7 separate regions of the Homo sapiens genome follow, and all the other regions are linked to region 3. A link is a contact called in ENCODE Hi-C or POLR2A ChIA-PET data. All regions are on one chromosome and are shown on one strand. The core of a region is the stretch at or near the end of the contact, and the rest is flanking DNA. Distances in the headings are between cores, read along the strand shown.

What was found. Hi-C counts contacts between places; a loop is a spot of excess contacts on that map. ChIA-PET counts read pairs that join two places held with the same protein, here RNA polymerase II (POLR2A). Pooled maps may share reads with other maps.
Region 1: a loop to region 3 is called in a pooled map, with 7 times the contacts of the local background. The contact joins the enhancer-like site here to the promoter of MIR222HG in region 3. A Hi-C loop is called at or near these places in 2 of 37 single-sample maps with no recorded cell type and 4 of 50 pooled maps.
Region 2: a loop to region 3 is called in a map of natural killer cell, with 5 times the contacts of the local background. The contact joins the promoter of ZNF674-AS1 here to the promoter of MIR222HG in region 3. A Hi-C loop is called at or near these places in 2 of 168 maps with a recorded cell type or tissue (CD8-positive, alpha-beta T cell and natural killer cell) and 8 of 50 pooled maps.
Region 4: a loop to region 3 is called in a map with no recorded cell type, with 4 times the contacts of the local background. The contact joins the promoter of SLC9A7 here to the promoter of MIR222HG in region 3. A Hi-C loop is called at or near these places in 1 of 37 single-sample maps with no recorded cell type and 3 of 50 pooled maps.
Region 5: a loop to region 3 is called in a map with no recorded cell type, with 12 times the contacts of the local background. The contact joins the enhancer-like site here to the promoter of MIR222HG in region 3. A Hi-C loop is called at or near these places in 6 of 37 single-sample maps with no recorded cell type and 2 of 50 pooled maps.
Region 6: a loop to region 3 is called in a map with no recorded cell type, with 12 times the contacts of the local background. The contact joins the promoter of CHST7 here to the promoter of MIR222HG in region 3. A Hi-C loop is called at or near these places in 7 of 37 single-sample maps with no recorded cell type and 12 of 50 pooled maps.
Region 7: a loop to region 3 is called in a map of endothelial cell of umbilical vein, with 8 times the contacts of the local background. The contact joins the promoter of KDM6A here to the promoter of MIR222HG in region 3. A Hi-C loop is called at or near these places in 2 of 168 maps with a recorded cell type or tissue (B cell and endothelial cell of umbilical vein), 3 of 37 single-sample maps with no recorded cell type and 8 of 50 pooled maps. POLR2A ChIA-PET finds 5 or more read pairs at or near these places in 3 of 52 experiments (BJ, CD8-positive, alpha-beta T cell and T-cell).

The regions. Positions count from the first base shown.
Region 1 is chrX:46,627,371-46,630,914 of GRCh38, reverse strand. The region is part of intron 14 of SLC9A7 (solute carrier family 9 member A7); the gene reads left to right. Among named protein-coding and RNA genes, the nearest start is that of CHST7, 55 kb to the right of the region's middle. Within about 2 kb of position 1,699, at least 17 of the 41 ENCODE cell types and tissues checked have a DNase peak (open chromatin) inside an H3K27ac peak, as active enhancers do.
Region 2 is chrX:46,543,603-46,547,162 of GRCh38, reverse strand. ZNF674-AS1 (ZNF674 antisense RNA 1) reads right to left here and starts at 1,673. Exons shown (of 2, transcript NR_015378.3): 1 at 1,536-1,673; 2 at 1-697. ZNF674 (zinc finger protein 674) reads left to right here and starts at 1,742. Exons shown (of 6, transcript NM_001190417.2): 1 at 1,742-1,792; 2 at 2,552-2,662. RefSeq lists enhancers at 1,404-1,553, 1,169-2,368.
Region 3 is chrX:45,768,898-45,772,011 of GRCh38, reverse strand. It overlaps MIR222HG (miR222/221 cluster host gene), which reads left to right and starts at 1,745. Exons shown (of 2, transcript NR_170290.1): 1 at 1,745-1,927; 2 at 2,060-3,114.
Region 4 is chrX:46,757,408-46,760,828 of GRCh38, reverse strand. It overlaps SLC9A7 (solute carrier family 9 member A7), which reads left to right and starts at 1,711. Exons shown (of 17, transcript NM_001257291.2): 1 at 1,711-2,124. The coding sequence starts at 1,800. RefSeq lists silencers at 1,430-1,779, 1,800-1,939.
Region 5 is chrX:46,712,314-46,715,419 of GRCh38, reverse strand. All of the region lies in intron 1 of SLC9A7 (solute carrier family 9 member A7), which reads left to right. Among named protein-coding and RNA genes, the nearest start is that of SLC9A7, 45 kb to the left of the region's middle. RefSeq lists an enhancer at 1,176-1,275. Within about 2 kb of position 1,724, at least 3 of the 41 ENCODE cell types and tissues checked have a DNase peak (open chromatin) inside an H3K27ac peak, as active enhancers do.
Region 6 is chrX:46,572,261-46,575,776 of GRCh38, reverse strand. CHST7 (carbohydrate sulfotransferase 7) reads right to left here and starts at 2,012. Exons shown (of 2, transcript NM_019886.4): 1 at 354-2,012. The coding sequence starts at 1,845. The coding sequence ends at 385. RefSeq lists silencers at 765-824, 945-994.
Region 7 is chrX:44,871,410-44,874,517 of GRCh38, reverse strand. KDM6A (lysine demethylase 6A) reads right to left here and starts at 1,330. Exons shown (of 30, transcript NM_001291415.2): 1 at 806-1,330; 2 at 531-594. The coding sequence starts at 966. RefSeq lists silencers at 331-430, 441-520, 561-820, 1,161-1,390, 1,641-2,140.

The sequences.
Region 1 (3,544 bases), core at 450-2,949, 860 kb before region 3:
TGGATTTCTTATGTGATGGCTTAAGGTTCCAAAAGCAAGTGTCCCAGCAAGCAAGGTAGAGGCTATATCACCTTTTCTGACCTAATCTTGCAAGTTCTACAGCATCACTTCCGTGGCTTTCTATTGCTTAGAAATGCATTCCTAAGACCAGCCCAGACCCAATGGGAGGGGATAGAGACCATAACCTCTGGATGGGAAGAGTATCAACAAATTTACAGACAAGAATTGAGGTTGCCATATCATCCCTGTTGTGCAGCTGTCGGGATGATTTTGTCTCTAGGTCTGGCTCTTTATCCAGGTCAGCATGACCTGGGCAGGCAAGGTGGGGAAAGGAGAGTTATGATAGGGGCAGAAATGTGTTACCAATATATTATTTGACCTTGGGAGTCAATAACTATGTCGTTCAGCATTGAATGCCCAGTGCTGAGCACAGTGGCTGGCACATGCAGGAACCTGATAGGTGTTTGTTGGGTGGATGAGGGAATGAGAGAGATGCAGCATGCAACAGGCAGCTTTACTGACCACCTGTGTATGTTGTCCATGAAACCCTATTCTTTTTTTTCCAGTCAGCTTTGAATCTGACTCATCATTGCACTTAATCCTGCAGCAGTCTGCAGCAGACTTCACATTCCATAGGATCTTCTAAATGATTCCATCTACCAAATCAGATTTAATAAGGCTGGCAAAATGTGGTGCTGTGTGGGGTCAATGGGGTGCCACTGTGGCCTTTTGTGGTTTCTTTCTCTTTAAGGGTGGCCACAGCCTGATAAGGCATTTATAGCATTGATGTCCATTCTAGGTCCCTGCTCAAGGGACACAAAGCCATGACCTGGAAAGTTCTGGACATTTTGGGAAGAGTTTTCAATAAGCTTCATTGGAGATTTGGCACCCACTTTAATGAGCTCCAGAAGACCTTTGAGATGATCTTAGAATTGGCCATTATGTCAGTTGGGAGCATGTGGTCTCAGTGAGTTCTCTTTGAAAATTTGCTATTTGACTCTAGCTTTGATTAAGGACTTTAGAAAACAGGAGTTCAGGAACTGAGCACCTCGAGGCTAATTTAGAGTATAACAGTTTGGGAGATCTTGAAACTCAGCCTGAGAAAACCCCAGGGGAAAACATGATGGCCGTCCTTATTTCACCAAAGGAAAGATAATGGCTCTGGTAGGACATGGCTGCCCTATTCTAAAGCATCCTCCACAGAACTGTGGCCAGTCTAGATTAATTTTGTAAGAAAAAAAGGCCAATAGCAGCTGGATCATAAGATTTGGAGAGATTTCATCTTGCTCTGGACCATTCAAAACATCCCCACCCCCTTTGCTGTTTCCCATTGCTCCTACCTCTGCATTCAAGCATCTGTAACAGGAAATAAGTGAAAGGATTTGGCTGGTCATGTAGTAGAACTTACTATGTATCACATGAGCCCTGCGCACTGGGAACACTGGGCTTGTAATTAGATTCAGTAACAAGCTTACTGTCACTTTTCTGTGGAAATGTTTGAGTGAGAAAGCAGCAGGTCCAAAGTGCTGAGGGTTCTTGTATTTAGTCCATGCAGTAACAGCTAAAATAGCCCCCACCCCCAGGTGGAGTGAGTCTCAGGAACCTCCCTGGATGGGCCTGGATGGATGAACTCAGTGTTCCTGTCAGCTCCCAGAGGGCCCCTTGGGCTGAGAGCACCGCACATGTGGTGTTGTGAACGGGCTGGCAGCCACTCGCGCTGCACTCCTAATGGCACCCTGTTTGCCACAGCCCTAGCCAGAAGCTGTGTCACAGCTTCCCCCTGACCTCCTTCCTTCCAGACCTCATACACAGTCATGCAGAGGGCCCCTCAAAGTCAGTTCCACTGACCTTTTGAAAGGTTTTCAAGATTGCTGTCATATGGGGAAAAACATGCAAACTTCAAGCTTGGTTCTCCAGGACACCCTCTTAGAAATGACTCACGCCCTTGTGCAGAGAGGACCTTATTTCTCCAGTTCCTCCTGGTCTGACCTCCTCATTCTAGTGAGCCACTAACAGCAGGGCTCAGTGCACTCTGTGGCCATGAGAAACAGGAAAACAGAAATAAATGGGCTTCTCATTTTTGGGTGAAACCCTGGGTTCTTGCAGTTTCCCCTGAAATAGATCCAGGTCACATGCTCAGTGTTGTCATGAAACTGAAATCAGAGGTAGGGAAAGTCCAGATGTTTGTTCTCCACCAGAGAAAAAAAAGGGCGGTTCTCTTTACCTCATTTTCTAAATAATCTTCCTAAAAACAACAAACAAAAAAGTGACATTTGATGGGAAGGCATGTCTTATAATGAGCACAATTCTCCTCACTGGTCTTGAAGCCCAAGGCTATAAACAGAGTCATGGCTAGGGAGCTACAGAATATTAGCTCATGTGGGAAAAGGAAGGGAGCTGTTGGCTAGAACTTTGCTTCATGTGGGGAAAGCATAAAAATATTGTGGGCAGACTTCAGCTTTGTGTCCCCTGGTAAGTTTGACTCATTAGAACAAAACAAGACAAAAAAAACAAAAAACAAAAAACAAAACTCAGTGCTTTGTTTCTCTGGAGGTCTTGGTGACTTTGCAACCAAAACAAAAACAACCCTAGCTGGAGGCAAGCTGCCCAGCCCTGGGGGTGGCCTCCCACCCCGATAAAGCAGGGGACTTTTCATGCCAGACCAGACAGCTGAGATTTCTGTTGGCCGTACATGCAGACACATCATTCACTTCCTTCCCTGAGTTTACAGAAGAGCACTCATTGATGAGGCCACTTTGGAGCAGCTAAGAGTGTGAATCTGAATTTATCCCAGTTTCACCATATCAACAGGACAAGGTCACAAGCCGGATATTAATGGAGTGTGGAGGAAAGGAAACCACCAATGCCTGTGTATATGCACACGTGTGTGCGTGTCTGTCTGTGTGTATGTAGTGAAAACTGTAGAAAATCAGCAGTTTATTGTTGCGTTCACATATGACTTTCTGAGCAAGTTAGAATCATTTGTTTCTGGGTCCTCCGTGTTTTTTTTTGTTTGTTTTTGTTTCTCCAGGCTGAAATCTGATACCCGTAAATCTGTCACCTAAATCTTTAACTTCAAACAGTTGCAGAGGTGCCTTTCCTCCAGTTGCTACTCTGTGACCACCGCCCCCCCCCCAACCCGCCCATTTTTTTGTGCTTCCAAGTGCCTCCCTTGGCCCCTGATTTCCCTTTCTGCTCTTCCTTTTCTGTTTTCTAAAAACTCAGAGTCAAGATCAATTTATTCATTTATTTGACAAATAGTTATTGAGCACCTGTTCTATTTCAGGCATTCTTTCAGGTTCTGGGAAAATATCTGCAACAAGGTAGATGAATCTGCATCCTGAAGGGCTTGGTGACAAGGTGATAAAGGGTGAGGGTGGAGAGTGGCAGAAGCAAGAGAGTGGAGACACTCAGGCCTCACCAGCCCCACTGAAGCAGAATCTGCATTTTAACAGTGTCTCCAGGGAATGTGTGTACATTTTACCATTAGAAAAGCCCTGATCTAGGCAATGTATAGCTCTGGAGAGTTTTAAGCAGGGAAGAA
Region 2 (3,560 bases), core at 424-2,923, 780 kb before region 3:
ACGGGCTATTCCTGGGCTTGAGGCTCTAAAGATGTCCCTTTGAACAATAACAACAGCCATCTAGGTTAGGTGGTCCTTAGCTATGGCAGAAAAGAGGGGACTGAGGCCCAAGAAGCTAGTAAGTGGTGGATTCCAGTCTTTTCTTCCAATGGATTAGTAGACACCAATGGCCCAGGAAGGGTGTTTCTTGATTTTTGAATACTAACATCATGAATAGCAAATGCTGGCATGGCAATAAGGGCATGCCCTGCATCTGGTCACATTCAAATCATCAGTCCCTTCTCTTTCTGCATAAACACTTGATCTTACAGAATCAGGATATGGAGAGATGCTGGCCAGGGCCACAGATCAGGTGCTTCTGCAGTTTGCAATTTCTTTACTCTCCTCAGGACATATTAACCCTATCATACTATTAACCCTTTTCTGCCTACTGATAGTGATATCTGAAAAGGTTATCAAATCACCTCTCCTCTAGAAATAAATAGGTTGGTATCTCTAAACCTGGCCATCAGTAACACATACACATGAAATTCTGAATGAGCAGTAATTCACTGCTCACATGTCCAAGGGAAAACAGGCTCTTTTCCTGGGACTTGTACAGGAGGCTTGGAGAGAGTCACTTCCCAGGGTCTGGCTGTATTGAGTTTGCAGATTTAGGTTGTAACTCATCCAAACTATCTGGGGAATGCAAGTTAACCTGAGAGGAGAAAGAGAAAGAGGAAAAACACTCATGTTCAAATGGAAATTAAATACGTGTCTGATAGATTACACAAATGTCTTGGACACATCTATGAACAGTGTCTGGCACCAGCTGGCTCTAGCACAGAAGGGTTTGCTGTGTACCTGAGGGAGACTCTGTCATACTTGACCCAAAGAGGCCCGCTTGGTGACCAGGCAGGCATAGTAAGCATGGAGAACAACACTTGTTCTCTTTCTCCCAGACCCAGACAGGAAACAGAAAACTTTCCTCAAGTTTACTACAGGCCTTTTTAGCGGGCCATGTTGCCACTGGCTGGCATTCTCAGAGAAAACACCTCTCCGCTAAAAAGTAAAATCCAGATTCTCCCAGGGTGTCTAAGATCCTAGGAACCGGAGCCCCACCACTGGGTAGAGAACAATCAGAATGAGGCTTTCTTCCCTCACTTCGGGAGGTTGCTGGCTCTGAAGCCCGGCTCCAAAGCCCCTCTTCCAGGCCACTTCCCCGACTGAGCCAGACCTGTTGCTCTTAGGACGCTCTGAGCCAGGCCTAGGGCCCCGCTCCATGTGGCCTGCCTGGACCCTAGAGGGCCGCGCTCTGGAGCTGCCACAGATGCCAGAGGCGCGACTCTTTTTCCTATTCCTAGGAGCGGAAGACAGAAACAGTGGCCTTGGGGACAGAGGGGTGGGAACACCCCACGTCCACTGCAAGAGAACGAAGTGGAAGAAGGGATTTCGGCTTCGGAGCCGGCAGGGGCCTGGGCACTGGAAAGCCCGCGCGGAGTTCTCTCGCCTCTCGCCGCCCAGGTACGCCTCCCCGGACCTTTTGTACGACTTACCGTTGGAAATGGTCACACATTCCTTCTCCCCTTAGAGCGAACACTGTCATAACCACTGAAGCGCGGGCCGAGGAGCGCCACATCGGCCACAGGCTTTGTTGCCCCGCCTTCAAAGCCACTGCGCGTGCGCATTGCTTTGACTTCACGTTCCCAGGGGGCTGTGGGAAGCGGAAATGCTCGGCTGACCCGGAGGGTGGCGCTTCGTTCACACTGGCTGTTGTCATCCGCCCCTGAGGTTTCAGGCTGTCGGCAGTGAAGTAAGCGGGAGGGTGAGGTGGTGATGGTTTTGATCGGGGGAAGGGGGGACGGGAGGAATGACGGGAGTTTACGGGGCCGTGGGGTCATGGGGCCACGGGTGAGCGTCCTTGTGGGGATTGAGTGACACAGGCGGTGGGCGTGAGTGTTGGGGGCGAGGTTCGGGGCCAGCGAGTGACTAATTGATTGAGTCACTCAGCGCTTGTATCCTCACCCGGTGGTAACTGCCAGACACTCTTGCAAATGTTTCACATTAGCAGGAGCCCTGTGAGGTGTTACGATGATTATTTTCATGTTATAGAGAGAAAACGGTACAGTGTGGCTTGGCAACCTGTCCAAAGTCCCGTAGGTAGCAAACCCGAGGAATCCTTTTTCTTTTTCTTTTCCTGTACTTTGTTTATCATGTTTATTGTTTCCAGTGTGTCTCTTCCTCCAGACTAGAAATCTGGAGCTGGGAATTTGAGATTTTGTTCACTGATGGATTTGCAACACGGAGAACCGGCTCATGGAAGGCAATCATTTCTTCAGTGAATAAAAGTGGCACAGCAGCCAGTCAGTTGATTCCAAAGCCCGGACTCAGGAAGGCAGGGTTTCGCTCACTGAGGATAATTGAGCTGTGCATGAATGTTAACTCTTAAAACTAGAATGAGGGGTTGTCCCTCTTCTGTTGGGTAAAAACCTTTGGGTTTCACTCAACTTCACTGCATGGAAGGGAGCATAGGTGTTGCTAATTGAATCTCCTGTGGTCATTGTGTTTCCAGGGTCAGAGTGCAGACCTGAGACCACTGCTCACCGATTTCAGACTCCAGTTTATCTGTGCCTCGGCTTCCCCACTTAGTCGCAGAAGACTTAGGCTGAGGCCCCAGGAAGAGGTGAGTTCCCTGGGTCACAGGCAGAGATCTAGTGCTATAGTGATGGCCCCAACTGGGGTGTGTTTGTCTCTGAATCCCTTGGTCCTGCCGCCTTGGACACAAGAGAGGTACGCTGAGCTGAGGCGAGTTGGAGGAGAAGCCTCAGCAAGAGCCCAGACCCAGATCCTCAGAGCAAAGGAGGCTCACGGGACAGCAGGTCCTAGAAGAGCTGGACCCGTAGTGGCCTTTGTCCCTCACTTCAGCTGAGACAGAGCAAAGCTGGCTCTACTTCCAGGTGCCATGGAGGACCATGTGACAGTGCAGTTTGATTCCTGCTGGAGGAGGGACAGGTGAAAGTCACAGGTGGATGGAGGCATGGATGTCCCCCATGGGGGCAGGTGCCCTGCTGTAGTACCTGCAAAGGCGGGATGAGGCTGGGAAGGATCACAGCCAGCCACAGAGGATTGGCCTCTCCTAGCACACCTATTTGTGCACCCCCATGCTTCCTTCTCTTGCCATTGGCTATTTCTGAATTTGAGTCAGCCCCACACCATCAACCAGGCACCTGCTTCCAGGGGAAATGCTGAGTGTCCGTTCATCCTGACCAAAGTGCAGAAAATATATTTTTAGTTTATAGAATTTCAGAGTAGTCTCTAGGTATGCTGTCATCCAGCTCTGCTGCCTTATTTCAATGCTTAATGAAAGTGGGCCAGGGGACATGACCTGCTAAGCTACACGGAGCTGAACCCTGTTGTCCTGATGGTATCACAGTGATTGCTGCAGTATGAAATGGTTACTCTGCACAGAATCTCCTTGCTGGAACTTTCTTTTGAAAATCTGCCAAAGAAGGAGGAGCATGGCAATCAAAATGCAAATCATGGGAAAGGAGGAAGTGGTGGGGTGGGAGCAGGGTAGGTGG
Region 3 (3,114 bases), core at 496-2,995:
ATCTTGGTAGTGAAGTTTTTACTGAAGAGGAAGACTACTAGGGCATGTCAGTATATTTAATTGGAATTTTCACTGGTGGTTTTCAAGTTTTTATTTCACAGCTTTTAGGCAGGTCGAGACTAAAGGACTGTACAGATTTTTTGGTGATGTGATTGTATTACGTGTGTGCTGTGTGTGACTAGCTCAGCTTAGAGTGTGAATTGCAGTAAATGCAAAAGTGAAAGCTGCAACATGGCTCTCATGCTCCCAACCACTTCCTGAAGAACCCGCCGCGCGGGCCCCAGACTTAGAGACTTGAATCTTCAGGATGGAAGGAGTCCAAGTCCCTCATGGTAAAGACCTCAAGTAAACCTAAATGTAGAAAACCTGTTTGCTACTCTTGTGTGAATTAAAACGTTTGGTTGCCTCCATTGTAAAAATTTCAGTGCACAGTTCTGAAATTTAAAATATTAGGGAACAGAGCCAGAGCGTTGCCATACCTTAAAAATAATCTTGCATCTCTCCTGTTTACATGATTCAATTCTTGAAACCAGTTGGAATGTGCGTCCTGATCTCTAAATGTACAAGTTATTTAAAAAAAATGTGAGCTTGTCAGCTTAGCTACAGCCACCAGTCTAATAAAACTGAGTCACATCCAAATGGGCTGCACTTAAACTACCCTCCCATTCTAGGGAAAACGTGGCTGGAGGAGGCAGTCTGAGTCATCACCTGGTTTGTTTGACATACACTTCCTTCCATAAATTGGGAATGGCAAGCGGCACAGTGTTCTGGGCTTGCCTGGGAGAAGGAGCTGTTGCAGTCTTGCACGATCAAAATAGGGCCTTTAGGTTTGAAGGATGAGGTTGAGCCCATATTTTGACTCCAAATGTCGGGGGAGGGGAGAAGAAGTCGACAGATCCAAACAAGGAACATTTGTAAGTACCATTTTTGGAGGTCGGAGCAATGGTAGGGGTGTTCGCAGTTGAATTTCTTCCTAAACATAAAAGGTGTTTAAGAGACAAATTGGGGGCATTCAAATAAAAATAAATGGGTATCTAGTTCACAAAGTGGGCTCGTTTACTTAACAAGAGTGTCCTTGATGTGTACAGTTTAAAATGATTGAGAGAGAGATGATTTGTTAGTTACCATACGAATCTGTTCTGGCAATGTTTAATTTCACTTAATTTATTTAACTATTTTAAAAGAAATGTATTTCACTTAGGAATCTTTTCATGGCCAATTTGAATCTCCTTCAGGGGTATTTTGAGGGGATGGGAAGAGAGGCTCATGTGTCTCGCACATTTTCTTACAGCGGTTTTGCAGAGGCTCACTGGAGCTTTTTAAAATAAAAAAGTTTAGAATGTAAAATTATTGGAGACTATAGAGGAAGGGGAAGGAGGAGTAGATTTATAGCTGAAGTGGGTTTGTAAACTCAGCGTCTGCTTTGGGATTATTTTTTAATATGTGCCAGACATTCTTCTGATTTTCATCCTGGCTTGGTTGTGGCTCTTTCTCTGTCTGTGTGAGGCTGGGGTGTTCCCTGTTTTAAAGCCGTAGTTGTCGCAGCCTGGGCGTTTTCTGTTTCGGCTTATGGCTTTTTTTCTCTTTTCCTGAATGAGTGTCCTTTGTGTAACCCCAGTAATTCAGAAATCCTGCAGTCATAGGGACTGCCCTATCATGTGACTTAGGTACTAGGTGCTGGCTGCGATTGGTCAGCAGCTAATTGGCGGGTCCCTATAAGAGGTCTTGGGTCGGGCGTCCGGCCACTCTCCTGCCTGGGCTGCTGCTCAACGGGGGCTGGGGGTGTGTGGGGCGGGGGTGGTCTGTCCAGTGATTCAGCCACATGTGATAGATGACCAAGTGACTGCTTTCTTGGAGTCCGCACACCAGTGGAAGACTCTCAAAGTGGTTGTGACCGACTTGATCAAACTCTAGGCTTCCTGAACTGGTAACTGTCACTTTAATATAGGTTACTGATTAAACTCAGAAAAATGCAGCTTAAAATCTTTGCCAGGAACTTGTGTGGACTTATTCCCTGTTCCCCCCCCCACCCCCCTTGTTCTGATTTGTTTTGTCACAGGAATGAAATGCAGATAACTCTTTAGAAAACTTTTGTAGGAAAAGCGCCTCGTGTGATCTGGAACAAAGACGTTTTATAATCAGATTTATCAAGCTGCGAAGAGGGAGTTTTAGTGAACGGAAGCAGCAGCATTCTGTCACCAGGAAATACTCCTTTATCCAGAATTGGTAAGTGAAAAGTGGCATTGCTCCCTAATAGATATCATATGCGTGTGTGGGAATTGAAAAATTGTTCACAGACCCCTAACAACTGTGTTGAACAGAGAACACATAAACAGTGAGGAGTTCTAAAAAAGAGCAGCACGAGAATACCGCATAAAGACTGAGAAGAAGCCAGGTAATTAACAAAAATGAGCTGAGTGCTATCAGTTTAGCTAAACATATGTAATACAGCTAGATTTGGTTGTTTTATTTTTTCTTGTTAGTGGAGGAGAAACATAAAATCAGAATGGGCTGTTTAGTAGAATTGCGACATTAACTTTCCATGGATGTAGATTTCCATTTAGTCTGAATAGCATGTATGAAATTTGAAGGGATGCTTTCAGAATTAGTCTACTTGCCCTCCTTTCCTTTCCTCTGCATTAAGATGTCAAGTATTTAGTTAGAACCTTACAAGATGAAAGTTGTACAAAATGAAAGTTCAAGTAATGCGTCGGAAACACCTCTCCTGATTGGGAAGGGTAGATTACAATGGCAATAGATTTTTGTTTTTTGTTTCTTACATTTGTGTCACGAATTTTAAGTTTGTTCTATTGGATTACATTAGTACAGCAAAAGGGGGGTTATTTCTATCTATATGGTTCATGACATTTTGAGAGGTCGTGATTAGTAGTTCTTACTGGTTTCGTATGCGTGTTCCTGCCTGTTGAATTCAGTTTTCTAATCTTGAATCTGAGCTGCCTTTATGTTAAAGGGTTCTAGAAAAAGACAATAAAGCTTTGAATACCCGTGTTATATACAACAGGTTCCTGTTCATGATGTATAAGGTAACGCAATTTTATTTTAGGCATGAATGTCTAATTTCTTGATTTGGCTTCTTAAGAATATACTGAAAAG
Region 4 (3,421 bases), core at 462-2,961, 990 kb before region 3:
GCTAGATTACCTTTTATGACCTAGCCTCACAAATCACATAATCTCCATTACCACATTATATTCTTTGAGGGAGTCACAAAGGTCCACTGAGGTTCAAGGGGAGGGAACATAGATGCCCCTTCTTGATGGGGGATGGTAAGGTTCTGGGATTGGAAATATGATTGTGGCCATCTTTTTAAAAAATACAATCCGCCACAAATACTAAGAAGTCTGTACTTTTAAGGTAGCTCCTGAGTTGCCCTTTTCTAAAGAGAGAAATTCTGTCCTTGAGTACTGGGCACCCAAAGGGGCATAATATTATGACCAACACAGTGCCCATCCAGGTTTTAAGTATTTGCAATTTTATTGGAAACCTGTGTGGAACTTCAAGGTATACGGATGTTTGCAGGGGCTGAGTGACTGCCTAGAGGAGTTGGGAAAGGGGCTAGCTAAAATGTAGATGAAGAGATTTCCCTGCTTTAAAGAAACCACTAAACAGCTTTGGCAGAGTGCTCACCTACAGGGGAACCAGGAAGGCTGCAGTACTCCAAAGAGTTTTCTTACCTAATGCTACCTCTACCCTATTATTTCATTTGGTTAAGCATCACCTTCTTCAATGAATCCTCTTAAAAATGCAAACTCCCCTGGGAGCGAAAACATGGGCAGTTTTGGTAGAGATTTCAGAGTGGTTCAATAAACACATGAGTACAGTGCTAAGCACTGGGAACTCAGTGATTAATCTGATCTTGTTTCTTCCTTGACCAGAGGAGCAAGGTGGATTGAAGATTCTAGTTTTCCTGAGAATTTGTTCCAAGAGGCTTCATCCTTCAGAGTCCACGCCATAATTTTGTTCAGAGCTGGGTTTGGTCTTAAGAGTCATTAAAAGACTCTCTGAGCTACCAGGTGAGCAACATAAAAGAAAGGGTCATCAGGGTAACCCCCACCCCCCACCACCACCTTAGGACCAGCTACTGCTCATCTACCAGGAATGGCAAGCGTTCAGTTCCTTCTGGTTCAACCCTATTCCCCAAGGGGATTAGTAGCACAGCGCAGACGAAGTCTATTCCCTCAAGTGAGGAAGGAGATACTTCAATGCCCTCCCCCGATTCCAACTCCTTATCAGTCCTCACATTTGAGTCTGATGAGAACAGAGGTTTGAATGAAACCTAGCAGATTCTGGGGCTGGAAGGGCAACCTGAGAGATGAGGAAAGAGAGGTGTAGGGGCTAACGTGGCTTCGGGGCTGCTCGGTTCACTGACAGCCCCCACTTTACTGGGCCCAGGGCGGCTGCACACTGGCCTGAGATTAAACACTTCGCCGTGGCGCCAGAGACGGGACTCGAGACCGCAAGGCTAGTCACTCCAAGCCGATGCTCCCGCTAGGCGCCGGCGACCTCTGGCGTCCCCTTTCGGAAGTGCGGCGGCGGCTGCCCATGAACTGGCCCCACGACCCCAGACTGCCTGGGCAGGTGCGCCAGGACGGGGTGAGAAGCGCAGAGAGGCAAGCAGCCGGCGGCCGGCCCGCAGACCCGAGGGCAACACCCGGCCCCGCCTGGGTGGCTCGGTTGGCCCGCGGGGCGGTGCGGCGTGGCGCGGCCGGGGGACGAACAGGTGCGCGGGCGGGGGGCGGTGCTTGGGGATCCTGCGCACTGCGCGCGCCCCTCCCCCGCGCGGCCCCGGGCGCAGCCCCGGCCCGGCGCGAGTAGGAGGAGGAGCTGCAGCGGCCACGGCCACTCCGGCAGGTCCGCGGTGCTGCCAGAACCCGCCGACGGCGCGGGCTGCTGGTCCCCGCTCGGAGGAGGCGCGGGGGGCCCCGGGACCATGGAGCCTGGTGACGCGGCGCGCCCTGGCTCGGGTCGGGCTACCGGGGCGCCGCCGCCGCGGCTGCTGCTGCTGCCGCTGCTGCTGGGTTGGGGGCTGCGAGTCGCGGCCGCGGCCTCGGCCTCCTCCTCTGGGGCGGCGGCGGAGGACAGCAGCGCCATGGAGGAGCTCGCTACTGAGAAGGAGGCGGAGGAGAGCCACCGGCAAGACAGCGTGAGCCTGCTCACCTTCATCCTGCTGCTCACGCTCACCATCCTCACCATCTGGCTCTTCAAGCACCGCCGGGTGCGCTTTCTGCACGAGACCGGGCTGGCCATGATCTATGGTGAGCACCCCTGTTACACCCCCCGCCCTCCACACCCCTCGGCCGCCGCGCTCCTCCTGGCGCCGCGCGGTGCTCCCCCTTCACTTGCCAACGTGTTCCGTTTCTTTTACGTTTCCCGCTGCGACGGTGTTGGTTCCCAAGGTCAACTGTCTGCATTTTCTGGCTCTCTGCTACCGTTAAAAACAATTCCACCCCTATTCCACGTTTCTGCATTGGGAACCCAGGAAAATGAAAGGGACAGAGGTGGTCCGGTTCCGTCTGCCCCGTTCGGTCTCTGTTGCAAACCTCTTACCCACCACCTCCCGCTCCAGTTGAGCTCGATAGGGTGTGTGTGCCTGCGTGGTGGCTGGAGGTGGGTGGCTTCCCAGGTGACTGCATCACCTCAGGGGACAGGCCACAGTAGGGAGTGGGGACGAAGTCTGAAAGTGTCTTTGCTTGGGTATGGGTTAGTGGGGCCTCTTGGACGCCACATCCATGGTCAGCCTGGGTGGGTACCCACTCCTGAGGTCCACATTCCCAGGTCTCTTAATGATAAAGTCAGAGCATGAAGTGTGGTGAAAGGTGAGCAGTGGTCCAGGACCCAGAGTGGGTGGCACCACCATGTCAGGCCTGGACGAGGAGACAGGCACGCCTCCTGCTCTTATGTCCCGAGTGGAAAGTTATACCCAGTTACTTGCTTTCTCAAACGAAGAGGAGCTTTTGTATTCCTAAGACGGTAACAGGGAGTGAGTTTGAGATACATTTCCGAATGTATGAAGGGGAAAAGTCGTGGTTTTAATTCCGGAGTCAGCCATCTTTTGTTGTTAGGGGTGGGCTGATGCTACCATCCTTTTCTAGATTTAATGGTACACAGTGTGTTACATGCACAGTGGTCAGTACAAATCTCCCTTTATTACATGGATGTCAGCCATAATCTGAGTCATCCCTCTTCCTCTTCTGTGCCCCCTGCCTCCCCCCTCGCCCTGCCCATGACTCCAAAGTGGAGTCAGGTATTCTCTTTTTGAATGTAATTCAGTGGTGTTAAAGCCCCTGAATTGGCATCCTCACACGAAATAGACGAGCCACTTCATGATTGTTCCCAACGGGGAAAATTTTATTTTATCACATATACTGAGGGATTTCTTTATTCAGTTTCCATCCAGGTGCCCTGATAGAGAATGGAAAGCAGAAACCTTAACCTTTAATGTGAAAATTACCCTTGGTTCTGGGCCTTGCTTCTCATGTTTCTTGATTAGTTGTTGACAGCCGGGGCTCATGGCCACCAGGCCCTCGCAGCCAAACCGTGTAAGGGGCAAGC
Region 5 (3,106 bases), core at 475-2,974, 940 kb before region 3:
AGAAAAAGCTGTTCAGTTATAGGGACCCAAAAATATACCAAATCAGTCAAGTGTTTATTGAATGCCTACTGTATGCCTGTTACTGTGCTATTCCACATGTGAAATAGAAAAGAAATCTTACCTATAGGTCTGATCCTCAAGGAATTTACAGTCTAGTTAGGGAGGGAATAATTTAAGAACTGGACTAATCTGTGATATAAATAAATACTTTAAAAATTCTTTAAAAATTATTTTTAGGATACTTATTGAGAGAAATGAGATATCAATGTGAGTAAGGAGCTTGGGTAGGGTCTTAAAGAGTTGAAATTAAACCTGGGAACATAATCCAAGTGGAAAGGAATTTTGTCAAGATGGAATAATTTAATCTAGCGCAATGTCTGATATATAGTACATGCTCAATAAGTATTAATTTGCTTGATGAATGAATCTCTTTCAACAAATTTATCTTCTAGTTTGCCAGTTCTCTCTTTACTGTGTCTAGTCTGCTGTTGAACTTGAAAATGAAATAAAAATGCTAAGGTCATGTTTTTCTTTTCCAGGATTTCTATTGGTTCTTTCTAAACTCACAATCCTCTACTCCACACTACACTCCTTAACCCTTTCCCTGCCTTATTTTTAGCCATAGCACCTACCGTATTCTAACATACCATGTAATCTACTTATTTTGTTTCTTATGTTTCTTCCCTTATTAGAAATATAACGAAGTCCAGAAAAGCAGGAATTTGTATTTGTTTCGTTCACTGACATATATCTCCAAACACTAGAACAGTGCCTGGGACATAGTAGGATCTCAAAAAATATTTGTCGGGGATCTCAAAAAATATTTGTCGGGGATCTCAAAAAATATATGTGTTGTCCATAAGTATGGAGGCAATAGTGAAACCTGCCAAATTAGATTGGGGTGGAGATGAGGTCCTTGTAGAGTCCAGTAGGAAATAAAATTTGGGGAGGGGCTTCATTATGGCCAGATTATATAGAGCATCCTGTGTTGAGGGGAGGTTTGGGGCTTCAACGTAGTAGGCATGTATATTATTTACAAAGCTGAGCCAAATATCCATAATTTACTTGTCATCTGGGAGACATCAGGAAATAGCAGAAAGAACTCTGGCTTTGGAATTGGAAGTATGCAAGTTGGAATCCTACTTCTACAGTTTACCAGCTATGTGGTCTTAGGGCAGTTACTTACTCTTGAAGATCCAGTTTTTTTTTTTAACTGTAAAGTGGTGTTAATAATCCCTACCTCATAAAGTTGTGGTGAAAATTAAGAGATAATATTGTAAGTAAAACCCCTAATACAAAGTGGGTGCCCAGTAAGTAGTTCTTAGACTACACTGACTGATTTGAAACTATTAGCATACTAAAATGTACTTTTTCTGTTTGGGGCACATTACTTAGAGTAGTAGGAAGAAGCAGAAAACATTGAGTATAGTATATTGAGGTAGAGTATTGTAACTGTGGTTTAGGAAAAATAACTACCAACTGTGAGTAAAAATGAAAAGGAAGATACTATATTTGGGTGTTTTACAGTCACGAAAAAAAAAAACCCACAGAAATAACTAGTATCTTTTCACTTCTCCAAAACGTTTTGAAACCTTGAGTTAATTAAGAAGGGAGAGGAAAATCCCCTAATAATACTAGAGTCACTAATAGTGTGGTCTCTGAAAGTACCGAACCACAGGGAAGTCACCGGGTTCTGGAGGAGATCAGCTTTCCTGGAGTGGTCCAGTCCTCATGGATATTCTCTTCTGGGTAGGACCTGCATGTTGACATGAACCTAGGGCACTAACTTGACCCTCCGCAGAAAAAACTTTCAATGTTAAGTCCTCTGCTTGCTAAAGGTCACCCAAGAATATTTCTCCTGGAGAAGCCTTGTGCATTTTCTTTTCTTTTCTTTTGTCTTTTTTTTTTAATTTTTTTTGAGATGGAGTTGTACTCTTGTTGCCCAGGCTGGAGTGCAATGGTGTGATCTCAGCCCACTGCAACCTCCACCTCCCGGGTTCAAGCGATTCTTCTGGCTCAGCCTCCCAAGTAGCTGGGATTACAGGCGCCCGCCACCATGCCCAGCTAGTTTTTTGTATTTTTAGTAGAGACAGGGTTTCACCATGTTGGCCAGGCTGGTCTTGAACTCCTGAGCTCAGATGATCCACCCGCCTCAGGCTCCCAAAGTGCTGGGATTACAGGCATGAGCCACCATGCCCAGCCTGCCTTGTGCATTTTCTATATAACTGGTTGTTAAAGATGTTATCCTTTTTTGCTAATTGACCCATGGATAAGGGGCCATCTGACAGCTTTGAGAATTTAGGATTAAGCAAACATTTATTTCTCTTAACTGGTTATTCCCTCTTATCAGATTATGAGAATTAAATAGCACACAATGCTTCCTTTTTGTTTCAGTTATCAAGAAACTCAGAGCACCATGTAATGCTTGATTACAATAACAAAAAGTCTAGGAGGACCATAAATTTACTTCCTCCTTGTATGCTATAGTTCAGTACTGTCGTTTTCTATTTTAAGTGGCTTGCTGTGTAGAGCATCTTAAAGGCTTTACAAAATAGCCTGAGTATACCTAATTTGGCATTTGACTAATTTAACATTTCCCCAGATGTGACTCAAACATTTTGTAAATGTAGTGAATTTAAAAGACCCAGGTGTCTAGCAGTAGGGACATGGTTTAATAAACTGTGGCATATTAATACACTGCATTTAGAATTTTTATCTTAAATTCTAAAGCAAATCTGTCACTGAGCCCTTATACAAGACTCAGTGCACAATGTATAACTGAACAGCAGTGAACATGAATGAATTTATGTTTCAACGTGAGTAACTGATATGGTTTGGATATTATTTGTCCCCTCCAAATCTCATGTTGAAATGTGACCTCTCATGTTGGAGGTGGGCCTGGTTGGAGGTGTTTTGATTAATGGGGGTGGATCCCTCATAAATGGCTTGGTGCCATCCCTGCCACTAATGAGTGAGTTCTTGATCTGTTAGTTCAGGTGGGATCTGGTTGTTTAAAGAACCTGGCATCTCCCCACTCTCTCACTTGCTCCCTCTCTTCATGTGACATGCTGGCTCCCCTTCGCCTTCCACCATGGTTATAAGCAGC
Region 6 (3,516 bases), core at 763-3,262, 800 kb before region 3:
TCCCAGTCTCACGGCTCATTATGACTGTTTCAAACCTTCTCTACTCTCCTCAGCCCTCTGAAACCTCCTACTTCATACAGGGGAATGGGAATGCAGAGACCTGGCTTCCACCTCAGTCACGCCTAAATATCCTCTCTCATCTCAGGATCTCCCTCTAAGGAGGCGCGAGGCTAAGCTGGAGATTCCGATGAATCTACCAAATTCTACGAGCAGGACTTTCCCATCCTCTTGGACCTGATCTGATAGAATGGGATCCAGCATGGTACCCTCCCCCCTACACTTCCCCCTCCCCAGGCCATTCCAGGCTCCCGGAAGACCAGTCCCGGTCCCTGCCTTGCCCCGGGCCACCTTACCCGGATCCGTGCCGGGGACAGGGATGGGAGGCTACGTGGCGCCGTCGGCATCCATCTCCAGCGGCGTCTCCCCTTCCCTGGGCTGCTCCGCGTCGCCCTCCTCTCCGCTGCGAGGGTAGGCGAGCAGACGCATGGCTGGAGCGCAGGCGGCCTCCACCTGGCGCACCTGCTCTCGGCTCAGGCGCTCGCGCCAGGCGTGCACCGCCTCCCGGGCGTCGCGCGCTGACAGGTGGAAGGGCCGGTCGGCGCCGTAGGCCGCGCCGCGAGTCATGTTGAGCGCGAAGGCATCGAGCGCTGCGAGCGCGCGTAGCCCGGAGAAGCGCAGCAGGCGGCGCAGCTGGGCGCGTGGCTGCCGCACCAGGTCCTCATAGCGCAGCCTCAGGTAGCGGCGCCGCAGCCAGGCGGGCGCGCCGCGCGCGAAAAGCAGATCGCGCAGCCAGGCTTCGCAGATCACCTCGAGCGCACCGGTCAGGAAGAAATCGGCGCGCGGCGCGGCGGGCAGCGCGCGAGACTGGCCCCCGGGGCGAGCACCCACGCCGTGCGCCAGCAGCACACGGTGGAAGCGGTCGCCCCTCTGGCGGGTGCGCAGCACCTGGATGCTCTCGCGCAGCAGTCCCTGCCTAGACTTGAGGCGCGAGTTGTGCACCGCCCTCGGGTCGCGGAAAAGCTGCACCACCTTCAGGTTGAGGCCTGGATCACGCAACAGGGGCACCAGCACGCCCAGATCGAGCAGGCGCACGTCCTTGATGACCACCACCGGGTACTTTCGGCACTCGGCCTCCAGGGCGCGTATCGCCACGGGTGGGCAGCTGCGCTCGCAGGCGGTGTCCTCGACGAGGCCCACCTCGGCCCGGGCACGGGGTGCGCCAGGACACAGTGGCGGCGAGCAGATGACCTTGTTAGTCCGCCAGCGGAAGAGGGCGGCCGTGGTAAGATTGGCCGTGTCCGGGGCGCGCGCAGCGGGGTCCCCCGGCGGCGCGTACAGCCGCAGCACGGAGAAGTCGCAGCGGAAGAGCGAACGCAGCATGTCGCGCAGCGCGCCCTGCAAGCTCTCGGCGTCGCCCGGATACAGCGCCTGCCATAGATGCCACATGGGCTCATACAAGTAGAAAACGTCCGGGTGCTGGTTAAAGAGTTCGCCCAGGAAGGACGAGCCGGTGCGCCAGGTGGCATGCACGTAGATGTGCTGCTTCTCGCGAGACACTGCCTCCCCGACAGCGCCGCTGAGGTTGCTTGGGAACCGAGGAGACTGGTTCGCGCCCCCTTCCTCGGCGGCCCGCGCCTCCGCTCCCTGCTCGCGTTCGCCGGCCGCCGCCGCCTCCAGGCTCCACACTCCCAGGCTGCGCTGCAGGCCGGGGCAGTGCTCGGCGCCCTTGTCCCCGTCGCGGCCGCCGTCCAATACGGAGGGGACGAGCAACAGCACCAGCGTGTACAGCACCAACAGCAGCGCGAACTTGCAGTACTCTCGGCGTCGCCGCCGCCGGCCCTTCATCGTTCACCGACCCTCCAGAGCGGGTCGGGCGCCAGTCTTCTCCCGTTCCTCAGAAATCCCGTGCCAGGTCCGCTCCTGTGGCCTCTCCCGGCCCCTCTGCGCCGGGAGGAGCAGAGCCGCGGGGCCGCGCATCCACAAGGGGAAACTTGGAAGGCGGTGGTGCTACTGACGGCGCCCCTGCCCTCTCGGCTTAGCAGCCGGAGAGCCGCCTATTGGCCGGCTTGGCAGCCGCCCGCCCCGCCTTTCTGCCCGCCTGGGTTCGCCCACGGCTCTGCCAGATCTGGGCGGGGCTGTAGCGGGGCTGGGACGCCGGCTTACCCAGCCAGACCCCCACCTTTCCCCAAACCCTCCGTAATGAAGTCTTCATCAATGACTTCAGGCAAAGGAGGGGCCTGTGTGTACAGAATGTACCCAGTAAAGGGCCATAGACCCCACCCGGAGAAGGTCACTGCCTCTTCTGTTTTATGTCCCCTGCCTAGCCATCGCTATCCTAGGCAGATAAACACTCGCCACTATACATCCAGCGCCCCCATCAGCCCTGGAGTGGGTGTTACTGAGTTCCGGACTGAAAGATAGAAGATTGTACGTGGCAGAGCGGTCCAGGGGGGTTGGAGATACTACTGCATCCACGCAGCACATTTCATAAAGTCTAGCCTTTGTGAAATTCTAAGTGTTGTGTTCCTTAGGGTTTCACCAGCTGATGGGCTCTGCACATTTTACCAATACTCTGGGGCCCAGTTTGGTCATTTGTAAAATGTGAATAATTCTTAGTACCCATGTACCTCCTGGGATTGCGAGATTTGGGGGTTGTTACCACAGTATAACCCAGCCTATTCTGACACCTATGAGCAAAAGACATTTACAGAATCAAAGTGGTAGAATGGTGACCTTTCTCAGGAGCTCGGTGTTTAAAAGGACCCGTAAGAAGAAATGTGTACCCAAAGATAGATGAAAAAGAGACAGGAAGTCCAACAGGCAGATGAAGACTAGAGTTACTAAAATTCAAAACAGAACCAAAAAAGATACATTTTGCTCTGTTTCATCAGGCTAATGAATAAGGAAGTGAGAGCTTCCTTTCACCAGCTTGGGGAAGGTGTTGTAAAGTTAATAAAACATAGAAAGCATATCTACTTATCTCCACCAGGGGAAGGTGTTCAAATTGGAAGAGTGAGAACATATGCAATGCTCTCCACTGGTCTTTTTCATCACGGAAGCTACTCCACCTGTGAAACCACTGACTCAAGCATTTCGTTTTCTTTCCACAATTCCCCTCTTCTTCCAGCCAGTTGTTCAAATCTTCCCTATTCTCCAACCTCCACTTTTTGACCACCACCCCCACTTTCTTCTCAATTTTTCATATTCAGCTGAAAGATGCCATACCATTATTTTAATAACACTCCCTCCAATAAGCTAAACTCACGTGCCCTCTGCCTTTTCATTACTCATCTAGCAAAATCCCCCAAACCCTGCTTTTGGCTTTCTCTGTGCCTGCAAACACCACTGCGAAACATTTCTCCACAGGTGTGAGCCAGGCACAGTGGCTCACGCCTGTAATCTCAGCACTTTGGGAGCCCACAGAACAGATCAGCATCAAGATAACCTCATAATCATCAACCTGAAATGGTTGCTGAAATCTTAGGTTCTTCATGTCACTTCCCAGTCTCCAGTTCC
Region 7 (3,108 bases), core at 81-2,580, 900 kb after region 3:
ACATGTCAACAGCCCAATGCAAACTCTTCACCGACCTAAACTCCGTGAAACTTCCCCCTTCTGGGAGCGGGGACACAAGAAAGCCTAAAACATTTGGTTAGCAGTAGGCATCACGAACAGCCTGCTTGAAGGAAAAGAATTTTTTTAAACCCGTAGAGGCAAGTTAAGTCCGAAATTTGGGAAAATCTGAACACACTCACGATCCCTTGACCCTAAACAGGCACCTCGAAGATCATCGGCCTACCCTCAAAAAGCTGTAAAATAGCAGGCAGTTGTGTCGACCCAGTTGAGCCCGGCCCCAAAGCGATCCCGTCTCTGTTCCTCCAGCTACAAGAGGAAAAGAGCGATTTCGCAAGGGAGCAAGCAGGGTACCCGGGGGTGGGGGGAGAGCAGAGGCAGGAAATAGTTTCCGGAAGCCCCTCGACCATCGTCCGTGGCCACAATGAGCACAGACCCGGCCGCGGGGCCCGGGGCGAGCGCGGCGCCGGCCAGGGAGACGGTGTCCGCGCTCCGACTCGCAGCTGCCTTACCTTGCCCAGTAGGGCCTTCGTCCTGGCGCCATCTTCATGAAATCTCACGAACCCAAAGAGGCGGCTGTGGAGACAGACACAGTTTACTCGTTAACGCTCAGGGAACGCCACCGACCCGTCCCTGCCCGAGCCCGAGGCCCCAGCGGAGGCGGCGCGAAGAGCGCCAAACCGAGGTGCCCGCCCCGCCGCCGCCAGAGACAAGCCGCGCTCGGTCCTCCCGGGAGAGCGGCTACTGCCCGTCCGGAGCCGACCGGGCGAGTGACGGCGGCCCGTACCTGTCCAGTCCGCCGAGCGCCTCCCTCTCCTCGGCTGTCAGGCTGGGGGACGCCTCCTCGCTCTCGCCGCTCGCTTTTCCCGCCGCCATTTTCTTTTCCTCATCACCGAAAGCGGCGGCGGCAGCGGCGGCGGTAGCGAGCGACACTCCGCAGGATTTCATGGAAACGCAGCGAATTCACAACTCCAACGCCGACACCCCCCCTCGGACCGGGGCCCGCAGTGACGCCCCCAATCTGCGCGCGGGACCAGCACACCAACTTTATCGCCGCCTCCTCCTCCGCCGCGGGCGGCGGCGACGAAAAATCCCAACGCGGCGGCGGTGAAGGCGGCGGCGGCGGCGGCAGGGGCTGCGGAGCCCCCGGGTCGGCAGCGGCGGCTTTCGGCTGTAGGGTCACATCGCGGGGTTGGGCAGGGGGCAGCCACAGGCGGGGACGGCGGGAACGGCCGGAGCGCGCGGGGCTGGGGAGCACTGAGGGGATTCGTTGGAGACACAAACTTCCCCGGCACCAGCACAAAGTTGTTGTAATTGTGTCACACAGCGAACCCCACGCCGCCGCCGTGACCCCCCCTCCCCGCCCGGCTGGCGCCACCAATCGGCGCGGCCCGCACGCCTCACGTGACCTTTGTTGACTCACGTCAGCCGTGGCTCCACTTAACTTGCTAGCTGCCCGAGCCCCGCCCACCGAGGCCGCCACCGAGATGGGAGCGGGACGCAGGCCAATTCTAGCCGGTGGTTGGCTGCTGGGCGCGTCTGTCGGGGGAAGGGTTGTCACCGAGAGGGAGCTTCCTGTTAGGTTGTGCTGGTTAAATACACTGGGGCAGAGAATGGAGGGTCCGGGCCGTGTCACCTCGGGAACCGCGGCGGGCTCTGGAGGGGGAGGGGAGTGGTGGGGAAGGGCGAGGTCCGGCACCGCCCGCGGCGGGCGCGAGCGGCGGGCGAAGACGCCAAGGACGGCATTTGCCTGCCCGCGAGCTCTGGGATGTGCCCAGACCGCGGCTCCGGCCGTCCCGCGCGCGCTCCAGGGGTCCCGGGACCCCACAGGGCCTGGTACAGGTCGCGTAGCCGGGAGGCGGCGCACGGCCCTCGACCTCTGCCCTCCGAAGAAGGCTCAGACTTTTGGCACTGCTGGAAATAATGGCCTCCGCGAGGAGGGCGCTCGGGGAGCGGCTGCCGGTCCCGTGCCCCGCGGTCCGGGTGCCGCCCTAGGCCAGACCTGCGCTGGCAGCCCCGATCACCTCACCCGCGCCGAAAGTGAAGGGGGAAGGGCTCCCCTGACCCCCGCCCATACGCCCCAGGCCGGAGGGAATGAAGAGTCGCCCGCGGGGCCTGGCTTGCCGACCATGGCTCCCCACCGCCAAAGGTCTGTCTGTTGGCGGCACTTTGGGGCCAGATTTTCGTGCTGTGTTTACCCTGTGTCTTATCAGTAGTTCATTACAGTCTTACAAGAAAAAGCAATGAGAAATTGTGAAGCGGGATCTGCAGAATGTTGGGTTCTATTGCCATGATTTCAGTGGAGCCTTCTTACAAAAGTAGGGGCTGCTTGTGGACAGACCTGAGAGAAGACATAATTAAATCATCACAGCTGGTGGCCCAAGAAATCCTTTCTATCCCCCAAAACCTGCAGGTTTGTAACCCCTAGACAACAGTAACATTTTGTTGTTCTGTCTCTCAGGTGCAGGGGAAAGGCTTTAGTCTGACTTTTAATCTTTACTATAGGTGAAAAAAAAATAGGCCTTTCGACTACTCTTCTCAAAAGGCAAATTTATTTACTAAGCTGTATGTCTTATAACAGGGATAGGAAAAAATTGATAGACATATAAGGACAAGATTCTGTTTATAAACGGAGTTTTTTATATTTTCAATAGGTTTTCCACCTGTAACCAATAAAAATTATATATTTAAACTTGGATTTCAAAATATGACGAAGACAATTCAGTGCTGACCCAGTAATTCCTACCAGTATTCAGCGGGAAGCTATGGGAATCCCAACTGATTTTGCACACAGTTTTAAATTGTTCCCCTGAGACTAGTAACTAGACGAACAAACTGTAGTTTTGTATAGATTATAGTTCATGTTTAATTACTTCCTCTGAAACACCTTTCCCTTTATGATACTCCATTTTGCTTGAATGAGTGTGTACAAAGGGCCAAATCTTTTCTACGGCTAAATTAATACATTGTTAACTTTGTCACAAATGGTGACATTTAAAGCCAAGGAAATTTTGACCCCAGTAACTCGCTCGCACACTCTCTCATACACACACACACACACACACACATACACACACACTTGCACAAGCA